3 separate regions of the Homo sapiens genome follow, and regions 1 and 2 are each linked to region 3. A link is a loop called in an ENCODE intact Hi-C map of the cell type or tissue named here. Cell type or tissue: chondrocyte. All regions are shown on one strand. Each heading gives the region's core, and the rest is flanking DNA. Links, peaks and the distances in the headings are about the cores only. Region 1 overlaps TTC17 (tetratricopeptide repeat domain 17). Region 2 has its middle 33 kb from the start of API5. Region 3 has its middle 520 kb from the start of LINC02740.

Region 1 (7,188 bases), core at 1,507-6,506, 650 kb after region 3:
TATATATGGGCATATATGCCTGTGTATAGGTGTATCCACCTGGGTAAAGCTAATATCTAAAGCTGTTGCACTTTCGTTATTAGAACCTTCTTTCTAAGAATCACATGATATTTGGTTCTCTGTTTAACCTTCACTATAAGAAAAAATAAAATCGTGAATTTTAACTCTCTGCCTTGAATTGGGATGGGTGCAGTTTACATACGTGTGGATCCTCAGTATCTAGCCATTGTAGAGTGCACAGTGGGTGCTTTATTAATATTCAAATTAGGTTATAATATTTAATCAGATGGATATTAGTTCAGCTCCTTCACTTTTGATATTTAAAAACAAAATCCTGACATCCACTTATTTATGTGACTTGTGTAAAAGACATGAATAATTATTAGTAGATTTGGGACCAGAAAGTGGTTTTGTTGATTCGCTATACCAGACTGCCTTACAATTTTAATAGAGTGATAGACGGTAAGTAGTGCTTGCCTTTTAAATATCAAAGCCCAATTATTTACTGAAGAAACCAAGAATCTCCCAGCAATATACCTCTGTAGCTCAGTTGTGGGTCAGTGTTGATCACAATCTGAATTAAAGTTCTTTTATGAATGTCAAAGGCCCAAAACAGTATAGCAAGGCAATAGAGTGGAGTGGCTAGCACTAGAATCTTACAGATTCATGTTTGAGCTGCAGCTCTGCCATTACTTTCTTTTTTATTTTTAAATTTTTTATATTTATGGATACATAATAGTTGCATTGTTCTTACCATATAGTAGATACTGGCTAAAAGTAAGCCATTAGAAATTCATAGTGAATACAAGGTGCTCAGAACTTTAAAGGTGCAAATTGTGAATTTTTATCTTCTTAATCCTGGAAGATATGCTGTGGTCTTTTTTTGTTTGTTTGTTTTTAATTCTACTGCATCTTCTCGCAACACTGTGGTCTTTTAAATGTTGTAGGTTACCTAAGAACAGCCTTATAAAAAGGATTTTACTTTTTCAATGAGCTTTTTATATTAATAGAATCTCTTTTCTTAATTTACTATCATCTCCCTCAACTCTGTTGAAATTTATTTCTGTTTTTGAGAAGAAGCATTTTGTCACTGTATACATGTAGTGACCCTTTTCTAAAAAGTCTTCTCCTTAGCATTAATTTTACATGTTTTTATTTAGTATTTCAGTTTCTTGAAATATATTCTTAGTACATGTAACTCATGTCAAAAGAGGGAATACAGTTGTCTTGAACTTTTTCCCCAGAATGTAACCTCAACTGGTCCAGGAAACTAATAACTTGGAACAGATCTTTCTCAGAGTTGTAGTATCTGATAGTCCAGAGAATTCAGAGAATATTATTGGGTCCAATATAATAACAATAAGAGAAAATAACTTGACATGGAAACACAATTTTTTTTAATAATAGTTCTTTCAGAGGGAGCTCATCAATAAAAAATATTTAGTACCTTTTACATTGTAATTAATTAATTTACTAAATTTAGTTAGAATGTCTGCTCAAACTCACTAAGGCCACCAGAAGAAGTTACTTAATCCTGGAATATATTCTGTGGTCTTCTTGTTTTAAAAATTCTACTGCATCTTCTCAGAATGCTGTGATCTTTCAAATGTCATAGTTTACCTAAAAACAGCTAATAGTCTATTACTGCTGGTAGACTTAAAATCATTCTGATATGAATTAGAAAATAATCCAACATTTGCTAATACCTAAATAAATACTGTTACCTCCTAATGGATATGTATGCTATAGCATTTTCTAGGTTTAAAAATTCATTAGTAGTAGTGAAACAATTTCAATATTGTGTTTTTCTTTGACAATGATTTTGAGTTACTTATTTCCAGAGTAATCCCATTCATTCATAGTTACTTTGCTGACTTGTAGCTTTGAAAAGCTAAAACTTGAAAGAAGCCAAACACCTTTATAGAAACCAGGAACTTCTTATGCTTGAAATCTAAACAGTTGCATCTATTCCAGTTATCTCTGAGCTTTGCTAAATAATTGATTAAAAAAAAAGGAAAAACCTCTGAAGGATGATTAGGATTTCTTTACCTTTAGTGAAATCAGATGATTCTGTTTGCCGTTTCCTTTTTCATGTTTGCAATATTGAAGTAAGTTTTATAAGTTATCTTGTCTGACATCTGTTTCAAGTATTTATTATGACAATATAGAGGTTTCAAGAGAGTGACAAGGCTTACGATTCTTTTTCCATGTAATAGTCATGGAATTCATGAGATTGCTGGCTGGGTCACAGAATTCATGATAATTGTTGGCCAGGCATGGTGGCTCATGCCTGTAATCCCAGCACTTTGGGAGACCAAGGTAGGTGGATCACCTGGTGTCAGGAGTTCAAGACCAGCCTGGCCAACATGGTGAAACCCCATCTCTACTAAAAATACAATAATTAGCTGGGCGTGATAGCGGGCACCTGTAATCCCAGCTACTCGGGAGGCTGAGGCAGGAGAATCAGACTTGAAGTTCAGGCTTGAACCCAGGAGGCAGAGGTTGCGGTGAGCTGAGATTGTGCCACCGCACGATCCAGCCTGAGTGACAGAGCGAGACTCCGTCTCAAAAAAGAAAAATAAACAATTATTTTTACAGCAACTATAATATAGTAGAATGTCTTAAATAGTATGACCTGGTGGTAAAAGGATGGGCAGTTTAACATTAGCAAGTATTTTGTTATTTTTCATATATAATCATGGAATTTTTAATGCAGATTTTTAATTTGTGTTTCTTGGAATGCCTATGCAGGTAATGTATTGTATCACTTGTAAATACTGTTTTGTTCAACTTAAAAATACACAATCACTATGCTAAAAAAATTTTTTTGTACTTATAAAGACTTTATAGCTAAAACTGTATTGATTAATGAAGTATTATTTATCTGACAATGTTTTCAAACTTTTATTAACCTACAAATCAATGTATTGGCTGCCATTTGTTAGATTCATGTGTTCTTATAGCAGCTGTTTATCATCATCATCTCTCCCTCTTTTGAATAAAATTTCATAAATCCTGGTCTTTTATAGGTAGTTTTATATCACTACCATTTCAAGGATGCTGTGAAGAACTTAATACATTGATTTTTTTTACTTGCCCACTCTTGAATTGACTGTAAAAGTTAGTGCTTTCAGTTTCGATTAAACATCTTGTTTGGGCAGTTTTAAAATACCTACTGTTTTCCACATTTATAGGCTTGTCATTTTACAGTTTTATTTAACTTAAGCAGAACTGAATTGGTTACTGTAGCAAACTTATTCTTCAATAACAGCTTCGTCCTTTTAAAAGTAAAATAGAATCTGTTAAATAAACTTATAATGCTTTTGAATATAAGCAATGTCTATGAAGTGCTCAACACTTAAAAAAAACAGCCTTTTTTTATTGGAAAAAATAAAAGTGTCACAGAATGAAACTTTATGGAACAGTAAAGGTTATCTTCTCTAAAAAATGGAAAATAACTTTTAATAACAATATGAGCAAAATGATTAAATATTGAATCTGTAGAAAAGTCCAGAAATACATTGATGTGGCATTACAACATGATAGTGGACTTTCCAAGCATTTATTACCGTAAAATATTTTTGAAATACTAATCTGCAAATTAAAAAGTTACATCTAGCAAAGATATTTTCTACTACTAAAGTAATCTAGGCTGTCTTATATCTTTGATACATTCGATTTTACTTTATTTTTAATGGTCTATATTTATTATTTTTCTTATATTAGCATAAAACCAATAGGTTCTATGTATTAGAATTTTATGCCACAAACAGCAACTTCGCTGTTTACAGCATATAATTAAGCATTAAACCCAAGATTTCTGAGCTCTGGTCATTTCTTAATTAATTGAGGCACACGCCTACTTAAAAAAATTGGCCCAGATCCTTAGAAAGAATGAATAAATATTATGCAGAAGAACTCAGACTTTAATGTTTAGGTGTTCCTGTAATTGTCTGCAAGTTTCTCTGTCTAATACATATTTGATATCTTTTGTCTCTGGAACAAAAAGTAGAATTTTCAAATCATATACGTGAGATTTAATATCTATTCCAATGTGCAGATGGATTATCTTGTCTTCACAGTGTTTCTGTATTTATAGCATCTATTTATGTAAATCATATCTCCTTTTATAACTTGTTTCATTGCCTGTAGTTTTAGTCTGTGTTCTTCAACCTAAATTTTTGTAGATTTGTAACTTGCAGCTTAAAGCAATTTTACAGAGTTCAGATGTTGAAGAAAAAGAAATCCTGCACTTTGCTGCCCTCCAGTGGATTATCCAGCATATATACTGCCTGCAATGAAGGATCTTTGCTTTATCACATCCTTTTACATTCTTTTATAAGAATTAGTGAAGGTATCTGCTTTTTAAAAAAAGATATTCTTATAGACCCAATTTTAATAGTACTTTTTTTAGAGGCAGGGTCTCACTGTGTTGCCCAGGCTGGAGTGCAGTGGCTATTCACAGACTCTATCATAGCACACCATAGCTTCTAACTCCTGGCTCAGGCAATCCTCCCATCTCAGCCTCCCAAACAGTTGAGACTACAGGTGTGTACCACTGCACCTGACTCTTAAACAGCATTTTAAATATGCTACTAGTTAGGTCACCTCCATTTATTTCTGTAAAAAGAATTAAAACTGGTTGATGTATTGCAGATTTTAAAATCCTGAGATGCAGGTATATCCTGCAACAAAACCAGATGTACTTCTGTGTATGTAATGTGTCTAAATCTGTATATTTCTTTACTTAAAAGGGCTGTAGTTATTTGGTTAACAAACAGTTTTTTAACATGTATCTTTAACATGTATTTAACATGTGATAGAGGAGAGAATAGGAAAAAGAATTTTTGTATTTATGAACCTACAAGCAAAGATTGTGATTTACTCAAATTACAGTCAGTCTTTGGCGGAGCTGAAACTAAAAAGTGAGTCCTCTGTCTTCCAGGGCCAGTGTGGTTCCTGTGCATAATTCTTCTACCTTCAGCCAATCATAAATTATTCCACTGCCATGATTGAAAGATTGGAAGAATTCATATTTGTAGATACCTGGGACATTTTATAAAAATGGTATAATCACTACACTTTTTATGTCATCCCTCAAAAGAGATGCATTTCTACGTAAAACATGGATGTAAACTGGATTATAGGGTGCAGTCATAATGAACCCCAAGAGCATACCTAAAATGGTCTCTCAGTTTAACATGTCACCCTGATCTTTTCTGAATCTTGCATCATTAGATTGCCACATAGCCTTCTATTTTACGTGGAAGATGTTATGCCTGTACTTTTGTAGTATTAGCTTAGTAGACAGTATTTTTCTTTTGGGATTTCCAGCATTTAGCTTTTTTGAACAAAAGGGATACTTTTGGTTTTTATAAGAACTTAGAGACAGTATTATCAGATTCTGATGACCAATGGTTTTATACTTCAGCCTCTGAAAGACATTATATATAAATATTTGTTGGTTTTTAATGTGAATTTTTTGTCCTGCATGCCAAAAAAAATGTTTTATTTTAAAGAATGAGCCTATTAGCCCTTGCCTGAGATCTTTTCACAGCTATTCATCCAGTCATTATAGGTTGTTAGCCTTGCCAAATAATACTTAAGAAATATGAAATTTGATAGAGGATATAATCTTCTAAAGCAACAATTTGTTTTCTTTCAACCAAAGAAAACTGGGTGTGGTTTATTCTTCATTCATTCATTCATTCAATGAACACTTATCTACTATATGCCAGTCACTATTCTAGGAATTGGAAACCAAACAGAAAATACCTCCAGCTCTTACAGAGCTACATTCTAGTAGAGGGAAACAGAGAGTAGATAATAAACATAATAAATCATTTAATTAGAAAGTGAGTGCTCAAGGGGTTGGGGTCATTAAGGGAGGCCCCACTGAGAAAGTGACATTTGAACATAAGACTTGAGGAAGGATAGAGGTTCTAAGCCATGCAGATATACAGCATAAAAGCATTTCAGGCAGAGAGAATAGCATTGCAAATGTTCATGTTAGGAATAGCAAGGAGGGCTTTCCATCTGTGGTGGAGATGTAGGAGATGAAAGCAGAGATAAATATGGTGGAGGATAGAGCCACTTTTTTGATGCCTTGCAGACCATTCTAATAATGTGGGCTTTTCGTCTAAGAGAAAGATGTAAGACTAGGAACTGGGCAACACAGCAGGAGGTGAGTGGTGGGCCAGCAAGCAAAGCTTCACCTGCGTTTACAGTCAGTCCCCATCACTCGCATTACTGCCTGAGCTCCACCTTCTGTCAGATCAGTGGTGGCATTAGATTCTCATAGGAGCATGAACCTATTGTAAACTATGCATGCACGGGATCTAGGTTACACGATCCTTATGAGAATCTAAAGCCTGATGATCTGTCACTGTCTCCCATCACACCCAGATGGGACCATTTAGTTGCAGGAAAATAAGCTCAGGGCTCCCACTGATTCTACATTGTGGTGAGTTGTATAATAATTTCATCATATGTTATAATGTAATAACGAAGTGCACAAAACATGTAATGTGCTCGAATTATGCCAAAACCCCATCCCCACCCACCCCCCAGTCTTTGGAAAAGTTGTCTTCTACGAAAGCAGCCCCTGGTGACAAAAAGGTTGGGGACTGCTGACTTGGAAGATTTTGAACACAAGAGTGAAATGAACTGATTTACATCTTAACATAATTCCTCTGGTTGCTCTGTTGAGAATAGACTAGTGGGGTAAGAGCGGAAGCATGAAGACCTGTTAGGATGCTATTGCAAAAATATCAGTGAGAGATGATATTGGCCTGTACCACTGGGGTGGACAGGGAGAAAGTGAGAAATGATCCTATTTGGAATATATTTTGAAGGTAGAACCAAAAAGACACTCCTAGAAAGGGATATGGGAAATGAAAGAAAGAGAGGTCAAGGGTGACTCTTAAATTTGGAACCTGAGCAATCAGGTAAATAGTGGTGCTATTTAATGAGATACTCAGGTCTGAGAAAGGAGCAGATTTGGGGAGAAAAACAAGTTTGGTTTTGGACATGTTAAATTTGAGTTGCCTATTAAGTGTTCAAGTAGAGATGTTGAATAGGTAGTTGGATACATGAGTGTTATAATGATGGGGAAGAGACCAGGCTAGAGATAATAATTTATGGGTCATGGACGTATGTATTTTCTAAGTCATTAGCTTGGATGAAATT
Region 2 (7,188 bases), core at 939-5,938, 510 kb after region 3:
ATATAGAGGTCACATGTCACAAAGGGCACACTGAGACTGTGGTGACCCAGATGAAGGAAGTGGGGCTATCACAGACTCCGGAACTGTCCTGTAGATATGACCCGGGTGTGTATTATAATGTACACATGGATTGTGTAACCTTTCTATGTAAGTAAAATGCATACAGACAGTCCTTGACTTATGATGCTTCAACTTAAGATTTCTCAACATTGAGGTGGGTCTTTTGGGAGGTAGCCCCATTGTAGGTAGAGGAGCTCCTTCTAAATCATGATAGGGTTACAATTTCTACTGAAAACACATCACTCCAGCACTGTCATAACATGGTAAAAGCATAAATGGAACCATTGAAAGTCGGGAACCATCTGCTCTGTTAGCAGCGTTAGGTGCATTTTTGACATATGACATTTTTGACTGATGATGGATTTATTAGGACATAAGTCCATTGTAAGTTGAGGAGCATATACATTAAGAATAAAACGGAGGAGTCACAGCCATTTCCCTCGCCAGGGTGAGAGTGCGAAGCCTAGTGATGGGTCCCCATGTGAGGCCCTTTGTTGTGCCATCAATGTGCCAAGAATGACCCACCTCTGGGCCTTGCGGGACATTCCCATGTCAGGACCACCTGCTGATCACAGCCTCCTCAGGCACCTAACCTGCATCAGGTCTGCGCTACCTGAGGGGAGAAATTGCCCCTATTTGTCCCACTGGCTTGCCATTTACCTAAAATGAACAACCACTGAAAGTGAGCATTGGGCCACTTAGGAAAATGAGGTTATAACCAGAGAGGCACAGACAGTGCTAACACAAAGTGGCTCCCAGAACAGGCCTTGGGAAGAGCTGGAAAGGCCATGGTCCTAGTTCTTGGAGTGACATTTGACTGTTGAAACTCTACTTCTTTTTGTTTGTTTTCAATTTTATTTTATTTCAGTAGTTTTGGGGGAACAGGTGGTTTTGGGTTACATGGATAAGTTCTTTGGTGGTGACTTCTGAGATTTTGATGCACCCATCACCAGAGCAGTGTACACTGTACCCACTGTGTAGTCAGTCTTTTATTCTTCACCCCTTTCCCTCCCTTCCCCTGAGTCCCCAAAGTCTATTATATCATTCTTACACCTTTGCATCCTCATAGCTTAACTCCCACTTATAAGTGAGAACATATGATATTTGGTTTCTGAACAATGGTCTCCAACTCCATCCAGGTTGCTGCAAATGCCAATATTTCATTCCTTATGATGGCTCCAAACTCTGTACTTCTGTTACCTGGATAAAAATGAAAAGTATATTGTAAACAAGGTCCACCCTATTCTAGTATGACCTCATCTTAACTTACCTAATTACAATCTATTTTTGTACCTTTTGGGTTGAGGTAAAAAAAAAAAAAAGAAGAAGAGAAAACACAGACACATAAGGGACAAACACCACATGAAGATGGAAGCAAAGACTGGAGTTAACACACCTGCAAGCCAAGGAACACCGAAGACTACCAGAAAACCACTGGAAGCTAGGAAGAGACAAGGAAGGATTTCTCCCCTACAGGTTTCAGAGGAAGAATGGCCCTGCTGATGCTTTGATTTTAGACTTCAGGCCACCAGAACTGGAGACAATAAATTTCTATTGTTTTCAGCCACCCAGCTTGTGGCACTTGGTGACAGCTGCCCTAGAAAACTAATATAGATAGTAGGAGAAGGGAATAAACATTGGGGAAGAAACAAGTCGCTATAAGTACTAATTTAAAGATCAAACTAATAATGTACTCAAAAGTACATTATAATCATAGGCAAGTGTTTCAAAAGGACATGTACATGAGGAATTCAGACATTTCTCAGGAAGACTTTAAGCTGTAGTGTTAAACTCAGGCTCAGAGTCATACTGGCTTGGGTGATAATTCTAGATAGGTCATTTTTTTTTTTTAGCAGCTATGTGGTCTTAAGGAAGTTCATTGACTTCTCTGCTCCTCAGTGTTCTCATTTGTGAAGCGGGGACAATGGTATTCCTCTGCTTAGAACTGTCAAGAAGATGATGTTAAATAACACATTTGACATTTGGCATAGGGCCTAGTACACAGCAAGCACTGGATAAATGCTGGCCTTTCTTTCTATTGCTACTTTGAAATACAGTCACTGTGGACTCCAAAAACCTGTGCTTACATCTCAGCTCTCCTCTTGGATACTTGCGTACTTCTAAGTCTAGTTTTCTCATCTTTAAATGGGATTGAGCTAAGGGGGTATTGGAAAGGTAAATCATCAAAACTATATGTGTAGGCTGGGTGCAGTGGCTCACACCTGTAATCCCAGCACTTTGGGAGGTCGAGGCGGGTGGATCACATGAGGCTAGGAATTCGAGACCAGCCTGGCCAACATGATGAAACCCCATCTCTACTAAAAATACAAAAATTAGCCAGATACGGTGACATGTTCCTGTAGTCCCAGCTACTCAGGAGGCTGAGGCAGGATGATTGCTTGAGCCCGAGAGGCAGAGGTTGCAATGAGCAGAGATTGCAGCACCACACTCCAGCCTGTACGACAGGACAAGACCCTGTCTCAAAAACAAAAAAAAAGACTATATGTGTGTGTATAGATAGATATTATTTATATATCTCCTTTAGGCATACAGTAATAGTGTCCTTTGTAAATATGACACATGTTGACAATGTTAGCTTATTATTTATTCTCCACTGGACTAAAGAGAACTAATTATATAGGCTGGTGAGAAGAAATATTTCCCTCTGAGATCCTGGAGGCCAGGACTTCTCAAACTTTCCTGGCTACACAATTCACCCAGGGAGATCATTGAAATGCACCATCTGATTCAACAGCTCTGGGGTGGAGCCTGACATTTTACATTTCTAAGAAGTCCCAGATGATGTCCATGCTGTAGGCTCAGAATTTACAGGGGCATGTAGCTGCCTCCGAAAACACCATGAGATTTACCAGGGAGATGGGGTTCACCTCTTAGCCAGTAGGGCTGTGCTCCTTCTGGGATTTAGCAAGATGATGTATCCTTGCTCTGGGAACAAAATCAGAGGCCTTTTATTGTAAGTATAAATTTTGTGTCTGAGCTGGCCGCCCCGGGGATAAACATCGTCAGAAGAGCTCTTGGGAAGTCCCTCTGGGGTGAGGTTGATGCCCTGTTTGTGCCCTGAGGGGTGCTGAATGCTTCCCAAAAGAGTCCCCTTGGTCTGAATTGCTTCAATCACTCCCAATGGCCTCGTCCCACAACACAGCCAATAGCAGGGCTGAAGAGTAAAAGCTTCATAAAGAAAAATGACGGAGGCTTATTGCCACCTACCGGATTAGGAAAGAAAAGGCTATAGTAAAAGATTTCATGGAGTCCAGCTCTATGAGAAGCACCAGAGATGGGGGGAGATCATAGAATTGCGCAGGACCCTGCAGGTCGTACATTCAACCTTATGGAGTTCAGCCCTGGAGCATAAACCATCCAGGCCTGATGCCATTCCTTCCTTCAGTCGCTTTGCCACTTCCTGGGAGAAGAATAACAGTTATAATTCATTGAGAGCTTCATGTGTGTATCTAGGGGCATTATTTGTATTGCCTCATTTAAACCTGGCAACCATTCTCAAATGAAAAACTATTATTATCACCCCTTTTTCAGAGGAAGAAACTGAGGCTTAGGAATTAAAGGAATTTGTTTAAGCTCACCCAGGTAGTAGGAAGGAGCCTGAATGTAAACCTGGGTCTATTAATATTTGCCTCCAAAGCCTAAACCATAATCCTAAGGGGAGGCACAGACCCAATCAGCCCTCCGCCATCTGGTTGTGTGGGACTGGGTCAATCCCTCAAGTGGGGAGTGGAGCTCCCTCTTCTATTCCCTTGCACGTTCCCTCATCATCCCTAAAACATAGCCTCAACCTGAGTTTTCAGAGCGACTCCAAAGTCTATGCTACTTCATGCTGACCAGCAAGTGAAGGAATTGTCAATTCTGGCCAGGCGCAGTGGTTCACACCTGTAAACCCAGTACTTTGGGAAGCCGAGGTGGGCAAATCATCTGAGGTCAGGAGTTCAAGACCAGCCTGGACAACATGATGAAACCCCATCTCTACTAAAAATACCAAAAAACAAAATTATGCAGGCATGGGGATGTGTGCCTGTAATTCCAGCTACTCAGGAGGCTGAGGCAGGAGAATTGCTTGAACCCGGGAAGCAGAGGCTGCATTGAGCCAAGATTGCACCATTGCACTCCAGCATAGGTGACAAGAGTGAAACTCCGTCTCAACAAAAAAAAAAAAAAGGAAAAAAAAATTGTCACTTCCATCTCCGTCTTAAAATGTATATCGTACTGTCTGAGTTTTTTTGGGCTGCTGCCACAAATTACTGCAAACTGGGTAGCTTAAAACAACAGAGACTTTTCCCAGTTCTGCAGGCTGGAAGTCTGAAAGCAGGTCGGCAGGGCCAGGCTCTCTCTGCAGGCTCTAGGAAGGATCCTTCCTCGTCTTGTCCTAACTCCTGGTGTTTGCAGCCAGTTTTTGGCATTCCTTGGCTTATAGATACTTCCCTCCAATGTCTGCCACCATCTCCACATGGACATCTTCCCCGTCTGTCTGGGTGTCTCTTCTCTTCTTATAAGGGTACCAGTCATGTTGGATTAAAGGCCCGCCCTACTCCAGTATAATCCCAATTTAGCCGGTTACATCTGCAATAACTCTAGTTCCAAAAAAGTTCATATTCTGAGGTTCTAGGAAGGACATAAATTGGGAGAGGATATTATTCAACCCAGAACATCCACCCCAAGGGTTTAAAGAGTAACCTCAAAAGTCCAACTGCCTAGGTTCAAATCTTGGCCACAGATCTAATTAGCTGTATTATTTTGGACAAGTTACCTAACCTCGTTAAACCTCAGCTTCGCCACCCATGAAATGGGTATAATAATAATTATCTCCACCTTATAGGGTTATTATCAAGATTAGAAGAGTTGATACCTATAAAGTAACTCCCAGAACCTGGCAGTAGGGTTCTTCTCCGGAGCCCAGTTGCCCAGGTTTCAAATCTTCGCTTTGCTTCTCACTGGCTGTGTAGTCTTGGGTAAGTTACTCAGCCCCTCCAGGTCACAGAGCACTCCTTTGTAAATTGAAGGATGTTGATGATGATGACAATGGCACCTACCCATGGAAAATGGGGTGGTTGTGAAAATTTAAAGAGTTAGAGCAGTGCTTGGTAATAATAAGCAATTGATAAATGTTGCCTAAATCAGCTACCTCAGAGCTCGGTAGAAGGGTTAAATGATACAGTCCAGGCCAAGCGCAGTGGCTCACACCTGTAATCCTAGCACTTTGGGAGAACCAGGTGGGCAGATCACTTGAGTTTAGCAGTTCGAGACCAGCCTAGCCAACATGGTGAAACCACATCTCTACTAAAAATACAAAAAAAAATTAGCCAGGCGTAGTGGCACATGCCCGTAATCCTAGCTACTTAGGAGGCTGAGGTTGGAGGATCGCCTGAACCTGGGAGGCAGAGGTTGCAGTGAGCCAAGATCACACCACTGCACTCCAGCCTGGGCAACAGAGTGAGACTGCGTTTCAAGAAAAAAAAAAAGATACAACCCATTTAGACTCTGAGTCTCTGTATGTGCTTGATAAATGTTGATTATTATTATTATTAATTTACACTAGGCTCATAGGAAGGAGAGAAGAGAGTAAGAGAGAAAGGGAAATTGCTTGAGGCTAAGGCCAGAGAGACTCCACAGGCAGGAAAATGGAAAGAGCCAGTATTCTCAGTTCTCCAATTTTAACTTCAAAGTAGGAACTATAAAGGTAACTGAGTTTACACCAGGTGACCTAACTGAGCCTCCAGACTGTTAAATCCCAGAGCAATATCTCTATTCCCTTCCCTCCCACACAAGCCCAAGATCCCTGCCATCTTCCTGCCTCCTGCTCTATCCCTTGGGTTCTCTCCCCGTCAGAGTTCACTGTGCAGTGATACAGTCTCTCCAGCTCCTCCCCTTCTTCGGGACTTTGCCATCGAGCCCACAGTTCCCTTCTTGCTTTAAGGATTTGATTCCTAATCACTGCAGGAAAAATGAAATAACAACAAAATAGGGAGGTGGCAAATGTTCCTTAACTTAGTACTTTATACCCGGCATAGTCCGTGGTCTGTTTCAGATTCCCTCTCTTAGGTGATACCTACACGTTTGATAGTTTCCTCCTCTCGTTCTTTCCTGAATACAGTACTCACTAAACCTCTGGCTATCTCAGACCCCAAGCCTTCCTACATGCAAATGCCTACTTTTGTAGTTTAGGAAGACTCATGTGGATAATTTGCATTCATTTATTTAAAACATATGTATCCAGCACTAACTAAGGGCAGATGCTGTGCCAGGCTCTGGGGATACGATAGTGAACACTGAGCTGTCTAGCATTTTGCTGTCCAATAAAGTAGCCACTAGCTACAAATTTAATTTTAAATTTAAAAGATTTAAAAATTGAATAAAGGTTAAATTTAGTTCTTCAGTTTCACTAGCCACATTTCAGGTACTCAAATGCTACGTGTGACCTGACTACTATGTTGGACAATGCAGCTATAGAACATTTCCATAAATGCAGAAAGTCCTATGGGAGGGCACCAGTCTAGAGAGGGAAAGAGATACTGAGCAGATACACAAATAAAGTAACTGCTTCTCTCAGCATCTCCAGAAAGGATGTCATCAATCTTAAAGGATCTCTGACCCACTTTGGAAAAGTCATGCCCAACGCCCCTCCTGGGCTGCCTCACACCATGGAACTAACTCAGAGAGGGAGGGTAAGGGGACCCGCATTTCTCAAATGCCCCTTCTCAACCTGGACTGTGGACCCACAGCAACACTGCAAGATTGAGGACTGTGACTCTGTGTTTTTACAGCCAAGGGAGCAGAGCTGAAAGCAGTTACTTTGGAGAGAAGTTTAGCCAAAATTACACTGATCCAGTAAAGAATGGAGCTGAGATTCTAACCTGAATTTGACTCAAAGTCTGGGCTGACTCGCAGCAGGGTAAGCTTATGGAGAGCTCTCTTCCGTGAAGCAGAAGGTGCTCAAGGGGAGAATCTTAGGGTGGCTCCAGAATCAGCCTAGGGCCCCAATGAGTCTGAGTGGTCCAATAGTCTCGTTTTTTGTCACCTTCAGAAGGTAACTCAGAGAGAGACAGAAACAGAATGTAGTTAAGTTTGAGATTCACAGCCTGGATCCCACTACTTATAGCT
Region 3 (7,188 bases), core at 1,437-6,436:
TTATAACTTCCTGAAGAGCAAACAAAGCCAAAACCAACATCAGAATTAAGTCCCTTGACTCCCACTCTGGTGCTCATTTTTACTAAGTCACTAAATACTGAATAGTGACGGTCAGAAAAGCTTAAATAATAAGCTCTTACTAAGAACTAACTTGTTCTTACTAAGTCAGAGGAGCTTAAGTAACAAGTCCCAGTAATTCACATTTACCCACTACCCACAGAGCTGGTAGCATCATTATTAGCCACTAACCATGGAGACTTACTGTAAAAGAACAGGAGAAATGGATTTAAGCAGGTGACAATCCAAGGACATTTTTAAATAAACGATGAAAACCTTTAAAGTAATGGAGGCCATATTTATTCTGCTGCTCAAGCTGATTGTAGGAATCTATAAATATATATTTAATTTCACCCATCTCTACCAAGAACCATAATGCAAACTTTAATCAGCATTTTTCCTAACATTTGAAAGGCAATTATAAAATCATATTAACATTCATCTTACACAACTTCTTTAAAAGGCTCAATTGTTTAGCATGACTGTTAAATCATTAAGCAAGCACACTATGTGATATAAACAGAGCTGGTCTGAATTCACTATTTGCTTATCTAAAACATTTTCCCAGAGTTGGATTAAAGAAATTACCTAATTAGCATACAAGAGCCAGACACAATTCTCTGATTGATCTGTCATCTTGCTAAGAATATGATCTCACTACACTGGTCAAGTCAGTCATCAAATACCTTGAATGAAACCAAATTATCTTTATCAAATATAATTTTTATTTAAACCCTTCAAACATTTTCAGCAGTATAATGACAGAAGTAACAACATATGTGGAAAGAGTCAAAGAAATGACCTTTCACTACAATAAATAGTAGTTAAATTATAGAAATCTATAAATAAAATGCTAGAAGGCATCTTCACTGCAGCCTCTGCCGAAATTTAAGAAAGGATTTCATGTTGCTTTCTCTTTGCCCATTATTATAAATGATCGAGGTTTCTTTCAGGATCTCGTTGGCCTTCCAAAAAGGAAGCTATACCTAAAGACTAGATTCCTGATTCTTCCCAGGCATCCAGGCTAAAATCACTGGAGTCATTTTTATATTTAATCTACCCCCTCTGTCCCTTTGACATTCATGATTGATTTCATTTGTCAAATCTCTTCCTTTCTGTGCTCCACTACCATTTCCTTAGTCCAGGTCTTCATCACTTCTCATTTAGTATAACTTAACCATGTCGTAAATTGTCTTCCTCTAAGCTTGTCTTACCTGAAAATTCATGTGTGATATTAAAGCCACAAATAAGGTCCCAATGCTTCTCTGAAGTCCAAATTTTTAGGCTTGCATTCAGTGCCGTCTCTCATTTGCCCACTTCCACCAAGCTTTCTTCCCACTAAATCCTCTATTTAAATAGAGTGCAAATTATATGGTGATATTTGGTGCTGTTTGTTTCCTACAAAATCTCCAATGCCCAACACAATATCTCAGTACTTAAATATTCAGTAAATATTTGTTGAATGTGGCCTCCTCTCCCCTTAAAGAAGCTACTGCACAATTACACTCTGCTTTGAAAGCTCTGGACTCCAATTATACTGATCAGTATCAGCTATACTGATAAAAAAAAAAAGTAGTGAATTAAGACCAGCTCTGTTTGTGATATCACACAGTGAATTTGCTTAATGATTTAAGAGCCATGCTAAACAATCGAGCCTTCTAAAGAACCCGTGTAAGATGAATGTTAATATAGTCTTATAATTGCCTTTCAAATGTTAGGGAAAATGCTGATTAAAGTTTGCATTATGGTTCTTGGAAGAGATGGATGGAAATTAAATATATATTCATAAATATTTTAATATCATAAACCACATCCCAGCAATCAATTTCAGCAGCAGAATAAATATGGCCTCCATTACATTAAAGGTTTTCATCATTTATTTAAAAATGTTTTTGGAATGTCACCTGCTCAAATCCATTTCTCCTGTAATCTTTAAAAATTCTGCTCAAGCAATGCTTCCTCTGAGAAGTATTGCTGACACCCCTAGTCAATATTACTGTCTCATTTGTTTGCACATAACTTTGCTTATCTTTTTAATACTGTACTTTTTATTATGGTAAAATATATAAAACATAAAATTTCTCATTTTAACCATTTTAAGTGTACAGTTCAGTGGCATTTAAGTGTACAGTTCAGTTCATATTGTACAATCATTACCACCATCCCTTTCCAGGACTTTTTCACCATATCAAACTGAAACTCTATACCCATTAAACAATAACTTCCCATTTATCCCTCTCCCAGCCCTTGCTGCCTACCATTCCTTCTGTCTCTATGAATTTGACCACAATAGGTACCTCATATAATTGAATCATACAATATTTGTCCTTTGTGTCTGGCTTATTTCACTTAGCATAATGTTGTTAAGGTTCATCCATGTTGTAGCACATTAGGTTTCCATATTTTTTCTCCAAGAGTTTTATAGCTTTAGCATTTATATTTAGGTATTTGATTCATTTTGAGTTTATTTTTGTATATAGCATAAGATAAGGGTACAAATTCATTCTTTTGCATGTGGATAACCAGTTTTTTAGTGCCATTTGTTGAAAAGACTGACCTTTCCCCCCATTGAATGATCTTAGCATCCTGTTGAAAATCATTTGACCACATATGTGAGGGTTTATTTCTGGGTTCTTTATTCTATTCAGTTGGTCTATATGTCTCTCTTTGCACCAATTCCACACTACTTTTATTACTGTAGCTTTGTACTAAGTTTGGAAGTCAGGAAGAATGAATCCTCCAAATTTGTTATTTTTTTTCCCAAGATTGTTCTGACTATTCAGGAGTTTCTTGAGATTCCATATGAATTTTAGGATAGATTTTTCTATTTCTGTAAAAATATGTCATTGTAATTTTGATAGGGATGAATCTACATATCTCTTTGGAGGTGAAGAATTGATATCTTAACAATATAAAGTTTTCTAATCTATAAACACAGAATGCCTTTCAATGCATTTGTGTCTTCTTTAAATTCTTTCAGCAGTGTTTATTTGTTTTTGGTGTATAAGCCCTTTCCCTCCTTGGCTAAATTTATTCCTAAATATTTTAAAAACTATTGTAATGAAATTTTATTAATTTCCTTTTCAGACTGTTCATTGTTAGTACATAGAAATGCAACTGATTTTTGTGTGTTGATTTTAAATCCTGAAACTTTGCTGAATTCATTAAGTTTTCTCTGGAATCTTTAGGGTAATACTGTACTTATAATTTATTCTCTCTTATAGTTTTGTTACTGTGTCTTCCTTTCTCTTCCAGGTTTTAAGTTACTTGAGGGTACAAGTCATCTTTCTTTATAGCACCTACCCTACTGTTTTGTGTATAAATGATATGAATAACTTTAATGTATAAGTTAGTATTTATTTTAAAAGAATATCTGCAATGCTGAGTTGTGGCACTATCCTGAGAAGAGACATTCCAGGAACTGACCAGCAGGAGGAGCTACTGCAGGTCCTTTTCTCTTACAAACCCTCTGGTCCCCAGATGACATTATTTAAGCACAGAGGATGGGGAGAAAAAAGGAAAGATTAACATTTATTGAAAATCTCCTCTCTTCCAGATACAATGTTCATTCATACTCACAGTTTTCTGATGAGGCAGGTGTTACTCTAGCAATTTCCCCAATGAGACAGCAGAGTTTTAGAGAACTTGATTGAGATTACACATCTAGGAAGTAGAGAAGCCAGAATTCTACAGAGGAATTATTAGCCAAGGAGAATCTTTGGGAGTTGGAAGAATAGAAGGAGGTAGAGAAGATGGCAAATCAGGACTAGATACATTTCCACGAAGTCTTAGAAGAGAAAAGGCTAGCTAGCTAACCAACCCCCTCTTCAGTCCCCAGCCCCCAACCCCCAAGATTAGAAATGTGTGATTCTGAGTTGGGAACAGGAGACGAATCTGAGATATGTTTAGAGGTTCTGATAGTACAAAATCAATTCCTCTTACTATATTGTGCTGTGCCTAGGCATAAAGTATTTATGAGTGGAGTAAAGTTTGCATCACCCTGTGCATTGAAGCAGGATCTGAGAAACATCCCCCTACATGCTGTGTCAAACTAAGTGGTGAAGAAAAGTTTCTCAAAACTTCTATCATATCAAGAATTTAAGTTACTCTGCACCTATGGAGCCCTGCAAATTATGAGTCAATACATTCAAATCCATGATGTGTCTGACTTTGAGGTCTGTTTTTACTTCATCATACAGACTTAAGACTCATTATTTCCTGTAAATGTTCCCTTCCCATCCATCAAGATATGTTATCCTCAAGACACTTCCAACATGACCAGAATCAACTGTAGTGAATCATGTATTATTGAACCTTGCAAAACTATTTTAGCATTCTCCCAAAAGTATTTCTGTTTTCTCTCTGTCTGCCTACTTTTTCTTGCCCATTTAACAGCAACTTCAAAGAAAAAGTACTAGGTAAAAACATTCATTTTATAGAACCCTGCTACTACTGGTATTTAATAAATAGTAAATAATAAGCCTATAATTGCTAAATGTGGGCAACAGCTGCTACTATGGCTTATAGATCTTCTCTATGAAAAGATTTCATTATATTTGTACAATTCTGGGATGACACTGCTGGTTTTTTGCAGTTATGAAATGAATAATCACAGAAGAAAATTAACTGACAATAACATATTCTGAAGAACACTTGTCTATTGCCTGGTCTTGTTTTTGTCTAGATTCAAAATCACATTTGTGATGTATATACTTTCCTTTTTATTCATTTTCAAGGTCCTGTTTTCCTTCAAACATTTGCTTGGAATGGATACGGGTGTGTGTGTGTGTGTGTGTGTGTGTGTGTATTACATGTATGGACATGCCCCATGTGGAGATGGAGGAAAAAAGGAATGAAATAGTTGATCTGTTTCCTAATATAATCTAAAATACCTGCTGTTTTTGATCTTAAAGGTAAAATGAATTTCAGTAACAGATAAAATGAATTTCAGTAAACATTACATGTCCCATTATATTTGTCAATAACAGGAGTCCCTTACATCCAAAGCCAGACCCTCAACAGTAAGACTTAGGAAAACAAAATTCTATTATAACTTGGGACAAAACCGTTTCAACATCCTGCAAGCTTTGTAAGTTTCATAAGTTTCTCCTTAAACTACTTTCTTATTTTTGATATTTTTTAAGTCCTGACATTTAAAAGATAACTTTGTGCAAGAATTTTACTCATTTTCCTACAAAAGTGATTCTTTCTTGTCATGAAAATTGCCAAGGGAGAATTTACAAAGTAACTTTACATACAAAAAAAGAGTTCTTGATTTTCAGGACAGGAACTGGATTTGTACTGTGTCTTGTCAGTCCTGGAGGTCCCAAAACAACTTCAGAAAGACCGAGCTCTCTATTTTGCCTTTTACATTAATAACAGATTCATTAACTAAATTTGGGTTACAGAAGAAGGAACAGTTGATGAAATAGTAAGAATGTGGCACAATTTTCGAAACCTGGTGGAGGATGTGGCTGTGTCTTTAGAAGGCTCTGCTGAGACTCTGCCCTGGAAATCATGGAACCCTAACAAGGGAGTTTGGCAGAAACTGGTATCTCAGAGACTCCCTGTACTTGTTTCAACAGAGTGGTACTCTCACTTCAAATAACAGAAAAGGACAGCACAGAGGCGCTGAGGCGACTGCCAGGTGTTCTGCAGGACTCTGTTTGAGCTCTTCCTTCCTTTGGATTCTAGCTTCAGAGGGATTCATGCAGTTCCCTGGTGTTAGGGAAACTGTTTCATATCACTAAAGTCGACAGGGGAGCAGGGTAGGGAACGTGAAGACTGTGACAACAGAGGAGGAGGATCACTGGTCTACAGTGGAGCAGTTGACAGAGCTGTGTGCCAGTTCTTAGCTGCCTCAACCTTTATCTCAGAAACCACAAGTCTCAGATTAGACGGTGGTGGATCTCTTCCGGCCTTTGTGATCGCCTCTGGTTTATGGCTGTCTTCTGGTTTGTGTTTCTGGTTCATTCTCCTTGATTGGCAACCATAGACCAAGGATGGTCACTCAAAATTGAAAACAGAAAAAGCACAAAAATAGGATAGCTTAGTTCATTTGTAGATAGTGCTGCTGAGGCTAAAGTTATGGACTGGATTCTCAAATTAGGCCAATCAACAGTATCTTAATGTACAAGGACACCAACATTGTATATCACAGAATCTGGCAAAGAATGAATTGGGGGGAGAGAGAGAAATGAACTAAACGGATTGATTATTGAAAAGTTGACTTTCTTCTTTTGAAAACAGTTATCTGTTAATCTTAGGGGTGGCAGGTGATCTCATTAACTCATACTTGCACCGAATAACAGACTAAAAATCAATACACATGACCAAAAGCGGAAAGAGATGGGACTAGCATAAATGTCAAAAGATTAAAAGTATCTTGTTGTTCACAGTAAAAGAACTTTGGCTGAGCACTTAAAAATGCCCTTGACATCATCAAAGCAAAATGTTCACTCATTGTTTCCATATGTTATTCTGCTCTCCAAGCCTGTTTTGTATTTTTATTTTTCCTTTTTTAACTTTCTAAAATCATGAGGGCTTTTGTCTAAAAAACATGTTCAATTCAGAATAAATCCATGAATCAAGAGAGTGTGAGCCTGTGAGAGATACCATGTCCTGCTTAGGACGGGCTACCCTGCCTCCTGGGGCTCCTGCCCTCGAATTGCGGAATATCCATGGCAATGATGACACACAGCTGATGACCTCATATGGACATGGCCAGATGGTAAAAGATTTACCCGGAGGTTGAATTGGGACAAAGACCCAACAGAACTTTGCTAGCCCCAGCTCTGCCCTCAGCTGGCCAGGTCTTCTCCAGTCTAAATCTCAAAATCCTCATTTTTAAAATGGATAATGGTGGTCTAGGTGGTTTCCACGTTCTATGTATCTATATTGAAGACCTGTAGAACTTGCAAAGCAACATTATTATTGATAATTTCAACCAAATCCTAAGCTATCATTTTTTAAAAAAACAGCATAAAATTCTGGGAAGACAAAGGACAATGCTAAACTGACACTAACCTCTTCTCTTCCAGGATCCCTTCTGTCCAAGAGATTTGAAATCATTGTTCTGACATAAGAAATTCACTGTCAAGAATATATCTGCCTTTGCACTCTGTCTGTCAA

The links. A loop is a pair of places that touch in the nucleus more often than their neighbours do. Peaks named below come from ENCODE experiments on the same cell type or tissue, not always from the same donor. Only the 100,000 strongest peaks of a DNase experiment are listed, where the experiment ranks them.
Region 1: it touches region 3 in a loop (6-fold over the local background); 2 of 110 quality-filtered maps call a loop at or near these places.
Region 2: a loop joins it to region 3, with 9 times the contacts of the local background. A loop is called at or near these places in 61 of 110 quality-filtered maps.

The regions. Positions count from the first base shown.
Region 1 is chr11:43,415,286-43,422,473 of GRCh38, forward strand. The region is part of intron 16 of TTC17 (tetratricopeptide repeat domain 17); the gene reads left to right. Among named protein-coding and RNA genes, the nearest start is that of TTC17, 60 kb to the left of the region's middle. In chondrocyte, for the core only: CTCF peaks have their summits at 4,290 (motif pointing left) and 4,510; no DNase peak of the experiment used is centred there.
Region 2 is chr11:43,275,550-43,282,737 of GRCh38, forward strand. No RefSeq gene overlaps it. Among named protein-coding and RNA genes, the nearest start is that of API5, 33 kb to the right of the region's middle. In chondrocyte, for the core only: CTCF peaks have their summits at 3,268 (motif pointing left) and 3,276 (motif pointing left); no DNase peak of the experiment used is centred there.
Region 3 is chr11:42,767,166-42,774,353 of GRCh38, forward strand. No RefSeq gene overlaps it. Among named protein-coding and RNA genes, the nearest start is that of LINC02740, 520 kb to the left of the region's middle. In chondrocyte, for the core only: CTCF peaks have their summits at 3,479 (motif pointing right) and 3,714; no DNase peak of the experiment used is centred there.